Linked DNA regions of Mus musculus: region 2 is linked to region 1. The links are chromatin contacts, found by Hi-C or POLR2A ChIA-PET in ENCODE. All regions are on one chromosome and are shown on one strand. Each heading gives the region's core, a stretch centred on a gene start or an enhancer-like site at or near the end of the contact. The rest is flanking DNA. Distances are from core to core; before and after follow the strand shown. Region 1 holds the start of Vsir (V-set immunoregulatory receptor). Region 2 overlaps Cdh23 (cadherin 23 (otocadherin)).

Region 1 (4,206 bases), core at 1,059-3,558:
TCTCTGGAACACCAGTGCTCCCATGTGAATGGGCCTCCTGGGTCAGACTAAGGACAGGCAGGGTAGTAACTTCCTCAAATCTTAGGGACACTTGTGGGGAAGAGGTTCTGTACCCCTTGGGGTCTGGGGCACCTGGTTCCAAAGGTAACCCCTGCCCCGCCCCCCATCAGTCCCTGTCAGGCCAGGAAAGGAGTGTCTTCCATGTACTCCAAGTGCCTCCTAAGCTCTGACTGTTTGAAGTCCCCCCAGATACCCCCTCCCCGTCTCACCCTGCCCCAAACACAATTCTTTTCAAGGTAACCCAGCCCCAATGCTGATGGGGGGGGGGGGGGATTCAGCCCCCAGGCCTCCTGACCAGGTCTGCTACAGGAAAGAGAAGGAAGACTTAAAGTATATGAGTTATGACTTAAAGTATAGCCAATGTTGAGGTCAGAGCAGCTCCAGGCTAAAAGTTTCCTCTTGTTTCTTTCCTGAAAGCCTCCTAGATCCCTGATTACCTCCCTGGGAGCTGAAGGGAGGCGGCCTTCAGCTCACCAATCAGCTGGAGTCAGCAAATGCAGTAGGCTGCGAAATCTCTTGGGGGGTGAGGGAGCCCAGCTCCCCCCAGAACCTCTCTGCTGCTGCTGGAAGTTCTGCAAGCTGCTGACCCTCTGCCCTGAAGCTCTAGGACTTAGTTTCCCAAATTGAGGCTGCTGACCAGAAAGCTTCCCATTCTAGTTAGGGTAGGGAAGAGGCAAGGAAAGGGGCCTAGTGGAGTCACCCGGGAGGAGGATAGTAGCCTGAGGTAGATGCCATACTGGCCTTCCTGCCTGCCACTGTCCTCCGTTCTTAGAAGCTATGCCCCTGATGAGCCTTGGGGTTGGGAGTGAAACATCCCCCGCCTGTATCGCCACCCCATCCCTGCCACAGGCTCTCTCCTGTGGTGAGGAAAGGCAGGCCAGGGCTTCAGTCTTCTGTCTATAGGGTGTGGGTGCCTTCTTTCTTATCAGAAGTCCAGGCCAGCCTCCCAGTATTGATAAAGAGTTAGTTCCCTGTCTCTCCTCCCTTTCAACCCCTTAACCCCTCTTCCTTCTTTTCTGATGCAGCTATTGGCTCCCTCTGCGGAGCTGAGCATTCCATCTCTGTCCTGACAATGGTGACTCCCTCTGGACCCTTCCTCTCCCCTGCCTTGCAGAAGCCACCCGTGCCCTGGGTTCTGAGCAGGGAAGTATCAGGCAGGCCATCTCAGGGGACCCACCTGTCTACTGTTTGGGCAACTATCAGGGTATCCTCCCCTTTTTCTTTGAGATCTTCACCGAATAAACAAAGATTGGGCTCTAGGGAGCCCCTGTGTCCCGGAACAATGTACAGATTGTGAGTCTGGACTTTGGAAGTGACATCTCCCTGTGTGGGGCTTCTGTGTCCCTGCCGAGGAGTTATCCAAGCTGGTTGCTGGGCTCAGGGGAGTGTCCCTCGTGTCTTTCTTACTCATCCAAATCAACTCCTCAGCTGTAATAAGGTTAAATGACAGAAGCCCACTGATCACTCAAACGGGTCCTTAGACTTTCAGTACAGAGCAGGTGACAAGCATGCTCAGATTCGGGAGTGTCCATCAAGACTCACACACAAGTGTCAAGGGGGATAGAATACCAGGGTCACAGCACCACACCCCCTAAGTCCTCTTAGACTCTGTTGCCAGAAGTCAGGGAGATGCCCCAGGTGTCAAAATGCACTCAGCAACCGCCATAGGACGGGGTGATTCTCCTCCGGCCCATCTCCTGCCTTGCAGAAGTTCTTCATGGCCCCTGCTCTGGACTCTCGGGTCAGGGAAGTGTCTGGCAGGCAGTCCCCAAGGGACACCCGTGCCTGCTGTTTTGGCAGCTGTTAGCAATTAAAGATGTGCCTGATGAAGGATGGAGACACCACTGCACCCTGCTGGGCTGTCCCAGCGGAGCAGCGGTAAGGTGAAGGTTACCGCAGGCTGAGGGGATTCAGGGCACTCCCATCCTGCCCCCTACACTACCGGGCTGTACTCCCTAGAGCTCTCGCTAGCACCCCACCGCCTGTTGATCTTACCTCTGGATGCAGCCAGGAAAATAGCAAGGAGCAGGGTTCCCCAGCGCGGGCTGCTGGCCTCTGGGACCGCGGGGACACCCATGTCGCCGTCGAGCCGGGCAAGAGCAGAAAGAGACTGCTGGAGTGCGCTTGGAGCAAGCGGGACTCCAGGAGCCCAGGGAGCCGGCTGTACACGCCGCTCGCTCGCTAGAGTGAATGCTGAGCCCAAGGCGAGGCAGGCGGCCGAGCAAGCTCCCCGCCCAGCAGCGCCCCCGAGGGGCGGCGGGCGGTACGGCGTCTCCAGAGCCCAGGGATGGGGGTGGGGAAGGGCTGGAGTTGCTGATAGAAGTGGCAAGTGTCCAACCAGCCACTTCCCCCTGTAAGTCCCGGTGCTTTTTAGAGATCGTGAGGGCCGTGCATACTAAAGTGTGGACCCTAGTCTAACCCAGCTTGCCTTGCGGTTCTCCTAGTCTGGAGGCAGGACTTTGGCTCCCTGTTCTCCAGCAGCCCAGGGTAGATGGGTGGGCGGGTAGGTGGATAAGTAAGGGAAATCTACGATGACTTTAGCAAGTGGGAGGGAGTTTGGCTCATTCTGCGCTTGTGTGCCCTGCAGCTGATACACCTGGTACAGTTATGTCCACCGGCTAACACACCTGAAACACGCGCAGGGCATGCACAAGCCCAGAACTTCCCAACCTCAGGACACGCTCCTGCATCTGTTGGTGTGCCCCATGGAACCTTCTCAGCCTCTTTCCCCCAGGGCTTTATCTATGGCTGGGCTGTTATTCATAGGCTCCCTTGATTCTGTCTTGCTGGTAGTTTGTTTTCAACATACTTGTGTGGAGTTTTGTTTCTGTGGGGTTTGTATTGTTTTGTTTGGGCGGAGTTTTGTTTGTGGTTTTTGAGGGGTTAGCTTTCTGAGACAGGATGCTGCCTTGTAGCTCAGGCTGCCCTCAAGACTCTTCTACCTCGCCTAATGCATGCTGGGATTGCAGGGATGCACCACCATGGCCCCTCTACAAACTCACTCCCATGCTGTCCTCCGGGCCCTCATAGGTATCTACACTCATCCTTGTACTTGCGATCACTTAGAGCTTGCTCCACTCTGTTCTTTCCTGGCCTGACCTTGGAGCCCCCTCCCCAACCCCTCCTGTCAGTGCTTCCTTCAGCCACAAGACCAGATCTGAGCTAGGAACCAGTAAATTCCTTACCTGAGTTCCCCTGCCCTACTGAGTTTTGAGGACCATGGCCTCCCACCGGTGTGTGTGTGTGTGTGTGTGTGTGTGTGTGTTTTGTATATATATATATATATATATATATATATATATATATATATATATATATACACATGAGAACACCAATGAGAACACCAGAAGATATATGTGTGTGTATACACACATTGTGTGTGTACTCATGTGTGTACACGTGTACATGTGTGTATGCATGAGAACCCTAGATTTTATAGATATAGATATAGTGTGTGTATGCTCATGTGTTTACGTGTGTACATTTATCTATGCATGAGAACATATATATATATGTTTACATATATACATATGTGTGTATACTGTGTGTGTGCTCATGTGTGTACATGTGTGTGTGTGTGTGTGTGTGTGTGTGTGTGTGTTTATGTGTGTTCCATCATCTCAGACTAGCCTTGACCTTCCTGTGTAACGGGAATAGTCTTGAACCTCTAATTCTTCTACCTCTGCCTACTGAGTGCTGGGATTATAGTGGATACCACCATACCCAGCTTCCCCAGTGTTGAGTCAGACATGGGGACTCAGACATTCTAGGCAAGTACTCTGCCAGCTGAGGGGTACCCCCTCCCCAGTGATTCTCTTCTTCACTCTGTTTCAGTGCTGGGCATTGATCCAGGGCCTCAGGGATGCGAGGCAAGTGCACTGCCACTAAACTGCATCACCAGCCTCCTTTGTCTCCTTTGTTTCTTTCTTTGTTTCCTTTCTCTTAACTTCTCAATAAGCTCCCCGGGAGTGCCTTGAGTTGATCACAGCCTTTCTATCACTGGCCTCTCAAGTATCTGAGATCGTAGGCCTGTCCCACCACACACAGCCTCCCAGCTCCCATGTGATCCAGTCCCTTATACAGGATGGACGTGAAAAGGCTGTCATCTGCACTGTCACCTGGGGGACAGACTTGAAAGTAAGCCCT
Region 2 (4,250 bases), core at 1,028-3,527, 43 kb before region 1:
CAGGTTTCACTACTGACTGGCATGCAGGGCAAGGAATTTGGTGAAGAGACTAAAGGCCTAGACCAGCCAGGGATTTTGGATTTGTCCTTTCACTCTGTGCCATGGTTTCTTGAGGAAGGGGATCCACGATACTCATGTCTGTTCTAAGGGAGGAAAGAGGAATTGTCACTGATCCATTCCTTATAGACACCCAGTTCTCCACAACGAACTGAGAGCCCTCCTAGACATAAGCTTAGAGGAGCAGGTAGCAATATTGCTTTGCAGATGAAGAAATAGAGTTACAGAGAAGTAACTTGGCCTCTTGAGCAAGACTTGAGACCTTCTCTAATGGTCACACACAGAGGTCTGCCTCCTGTCTATGTTGTTTAATGTTCACCCCGCCTCACCCTCCATACACATGTAGCAGCCCATAGGCCCCTTCCCCTAAAGCCATAGGAAGTGAGTCAGAACCCAGAGGTTCCTGTCATGGAGGAAGGTGGGAGTTCATCAGACAGGGACACGTACCCAGGCCTGAGTGTGGCTGAGTCAGTGGAACCCATCAGCCCAGAGCAACCCGCTGTTTGCTGGGACTGGAAACATTGAGCAGGAGATAGCTGGTCAGCTGTTGCTCAAGTCCCTCCCTCCGGGATGCTTCCCCTCTTGTTAAAGATGGATGTCTCCAACCAAACTCTGGGCCCCAGGCAGATCTGTCAGAGCTGGGCCAGCTCTGAGTTTCTAGCTCCTTGCTCTCAGAGAAGATGGGAGAGAAAGTTGGCTCCCGACAAGCTACCCCCCTCCCCCATCCCTTAAGAAGAGAATGAATACCTGTCCAAGTGGATACAGCAGAGGGATCAAGTCCCTTGGACCCTTAGAGGACACGTTGACAGAGATACAGTTTTCTGGGTATGTACCAGGAAGTCGCCACAGTAGCTTCCCATTGTGACAGGCTCTTATTCACATGCTAATGAGCACCGTGGGGCCTGCCTGTGTCTTTCCCCTCAGTAAACTCACATCTGGTCACAAGAATGGCTGGTATCAGTGAGGTTCAGGCTGGACCCCTGGACTTCAGGCATCCTAACCACAGCCCTCTCTGTGTCCCCTCCCCTCCCCTCCCCCACCCACCTGTTTCTCAAGAGCCCGATCACTCTGCTATGTGCCATTTTTAGCCACCAACCTTGTTGTTAAACCGAGTTCTTTGCAACATCCCAGGGTGTAAAACAGATCAAAGGCAGACTGTGTACAACCTTAAGGTGAGGCACCCCAGTCACAGCCTTGGGCCCCTTTTATATGCTCCTGCCCTCAAGACCCTGAGGAAAAAGAAATTTGACCCAATTCTGAGGAAGGCCCTGCGTTACCCCCATTCTACAGATGAGGAGACTGAGGCAGAGAGGAATCAACCAACTTGATAAGGGTCCCATTATGGTATGGGTAGAGCCAGGCTTCACCCCAGGCAGGTGGTCCAGACTATTCTCTTACCTCTACACTATATGATTCCTGGACCACCATGCCCAAGGAGGGTTCTTGGCACCCTGACAAGCACTACATACCCAAAGAGTAACTTTAAGAATTCAGGTGTTGTCCCCTGGCATGGAGATTCGATGGCCCCTGCAGTTTAGAGCATCTGTTCTCCTAAGAGAGTCAGGAGAGCTGGGGCGCTTTCTGATAGCAATGTGAGGATGCTAGTTTTGCCCAGTAAGCTGCAATTTCTACTTTAACAGCTAGCAACAGTCCCCATGAAGTCCAGGAAGTAAGGAGGGAAACCTTCCTTCTGGATGCTGGGCATCTCTGTGTGTACATGCCCACATGCACAGTGTATACACGCAACTGCCCTCTTATCCCTGTTGGAGGGTCGGGCAGCCCTGTGCAGACACTCGGGACAGAAGGCATTCTGGCTCTGAGGCACCTGGCAGCATCCTCCTGTTCAGCAAGAGTTCAGCTGGCCTGTACTTCCTGTTCAGCTGTGTCTCTCAGGTTCACAAACCACACCATCTTTCCTCCTCTCTCTACTGCCGAAAGCAGCCAGAAGTGTTGAAAGCCTGGCCACATTGTGGCAAGCTACACTCCGCCCCTCTCCCGTTCCTCTTACACTATCAGACTGACAGCTTCTTCCCCGATGTCCCCCAGAAGGCAAGGTCATTAGAACAAGCAAACTCCGGAAAGGGAAGGCTTGCCGTTTTAAAAGATGGATAGTTAATATCTGTTTACACAGAGTTCCCGAAATTCACCCATGCCAATTCCCCTCACAGTCACCACACCCAGGATCTTCTGCAACAAACTGTGGGTGAAGCCAAATTTAGAAGGCTCCCACTACAGCTGCAGACTGAGGTGGACCCTGTCGTTTGCATAGTAGATTCTCGATGTCCGGACCTGAAAGGTGCTGGCGTGACAGGGCTGTGGAACCTCAGGGCAGTGGAGTGGTGAGCTCTCTGTGAGCCTCCCTGGCCACCACATCCATCTTCTCCCCTGGCTTTGCCACTCTTCCCACCCTTAGTCATCCAGTAAATTCCCTGATAACCTAGAGGGTTGTGTGTGTGTGTGTGGTATGTGTGTGTGTGTCTAATGTGTCTGTGGTGTGTGGTAGGGGGGTTGTATATGTAGTATGTGTGGTATGTGTGTGTGGTGTGCATATGGGGGTGTTTGTGTGTGTTATATGTATATGTGTGGTATATGGTAGTATTTGTGTGTTGTGTGTGTATATGTATATGTGGTGTGTTTGTGTGTGTCTGTAGTGTGTATGGTGTATGTGTGTATATGTGCATGGTATGTGTGTGTGTCTAGTGTGTCTGTGGTATGTGGTATGTGGTGAGAGGTTCTATATGTGGTTCATGTGTGGTATGTGTGTGTAAATGTGTGTGGTGTTTATATGGGAGGTGTTTGTGTGGTGTGTGTGTATATGTGTGTGTGTATATGTGTGTGTGTGTGTGTGTGTGTGTGTGTGTGTGTGTTAGGATAACCCCAGAGGCAGCTACATATGTGTGTGCATGGTATGTGGTCTATGTAGGTGTGTATGTAGTGTGTGTGTGTGTGTGTGTGTGTGTGTGTGTGTGTGAGCACATGCGCATGTGTGTGTAACCCCAGAGACAGCTATGGATATAGGCAAAGTGCCAAAGGCAGGTTCTCTGAGGCTGTCTTGCCCTCCTTCCCCTTTCTGTCCTGTCCTTGCCACTGACAGCTGTGACCTGTGCTGTGCACACTGAGCTACCCCACCCCACTTCCTCCCTTCTCCATCCTGCTTCATGGTAATGCTTCCCTGGCTCTAGGGAGCCAGAAGGATGTCTTATACTGGGGCCAGCTCATCCCCAGCACGAAGCCTAAGCATGGATAGATAGGGAGCCAGGAGACACCAGCCCTCCTTGTCCCTGTGAGATCTTGGGGAAAATTACTTCTCTTTTCTGAGACTCTTTTCCCAGTCTCTTAAAGGAGGCAGAGCCTGGGGTTTCTGGTAGCTTGTGTGTCTTTTCCCTCCATTCTGGTCTTCCAGGCAACAAGATTCAGGTCTACAGCAAACTCTCTGGGTATTCCCATATATGGGGAGAAAAGAGGGGCTCTCCTTGTTTGCAGACACAGCTCTCCATAAAAACCCTTTGAACCGTAGCATTTTTCTACATCTGACACATGTTCTTTAAAGGGAAGTTTCAAAGATGGAGAAAAGCAATGGGAACATCACACACACACACACACACACACACACACACACACACACACACACACACACACAATCACACAATTCTAGTAGGGTCCCCAGAAAGCAATTCCAGGGCAAGGATTGTCATGAAAGTCATTAATAAGGTTCCCCAGGAAAGTGATAGAGGGTGACCAGGAAACCCTGTGGGTTGGGGGATTACCCTCTGTTTCATTGGGAGCCCTGGAAGGAGTCGGGGATCAGTGCCCCACCCAGTTGTCTGCTATGGTGCAGTGGCAGTCTTTAAAGGGCTGTTGTGTGAGGGTCACAGGGTCCAAAGCACAACCACTTCTGTTCTTGTTACCATCATGGTTTTTTGTTGAGTCTCTCCTAAATAAATGTATTTTGGTCTTTGGGTGGAATTAGTTTTCTACTGATGAGGCAAAATGCCATGACCATGACAACTTATAAAAGCAAGCATTTCATCTAAAGGCTAATGATTCCAAGAGGCTAGAATCTTTGAACATCATAATTGGGAGTCTGGCAGTAGGCAGGCATGGCACTAGAGCAGAAGCTGATCAGAGAAAGAGAGAGAGAGAGAGAGAAAGAACACACTAGAACCCCCCCCCCCCCAGTAACATACCTCCAA

What was found. Hi-C counts contacts between places; a loop is a spot of excess contacts on that map. ChIA-PET counts read pairs that join two places held with the same protein, here RNA polymerase II (POLR2A).
Region 2: a loop to region 1 is called in a map of heart, with 1.9 times the contacts of the local background. The contact joins the enhancer-like site here to the promoter of Vsir in region 1. A Hi-C loop is called at or near these places in 21 of 37 maps with a recorded cell type or tissue (CH12.LX, Patski, T-helper 1 cell and 7 more). POLR2A ChIA-PET finds 5 or more read pairs at or near these places in 1 of 5 experiments (Patski).

What each region holds. Positions count from the first base shown.
Region 1 is chr10:60,344,953-60,349,158 of GRCm38, reverse strand. It overlaps Vsir (V-set immunoregulatory receptor), which reads right to left and starts at 2,308. Exons shown (of 7, transcript NM_028732.4): 1 at 2,056-2,308. The coding sequence starts at 2,137. The region is part of intron 39 of Cdh23 (cadherin 23 (otocadherin)); the gene reads left to right.
Region 2 is chr10:60,387,443-60,391,692 of GRCm38, reverse strand. The region is part of intron 31 of Cdh23 (cadherin 23 (otocadherin)); the gene reads left to right. It also overlaps a transcript of Vsir not described here. Among named protein-coding and RNA genes, the nearest start is that of Gm17455, 10 kb to the left of the region's middle. Within about 2 kb of position 2,277, at least 1 of the 3 ENCODE cell types and tissues checked has a DNase peak (open chromatin) inside an H3K27ac peak, as active enhancers do; it is heart, where a contact is called at or near this core.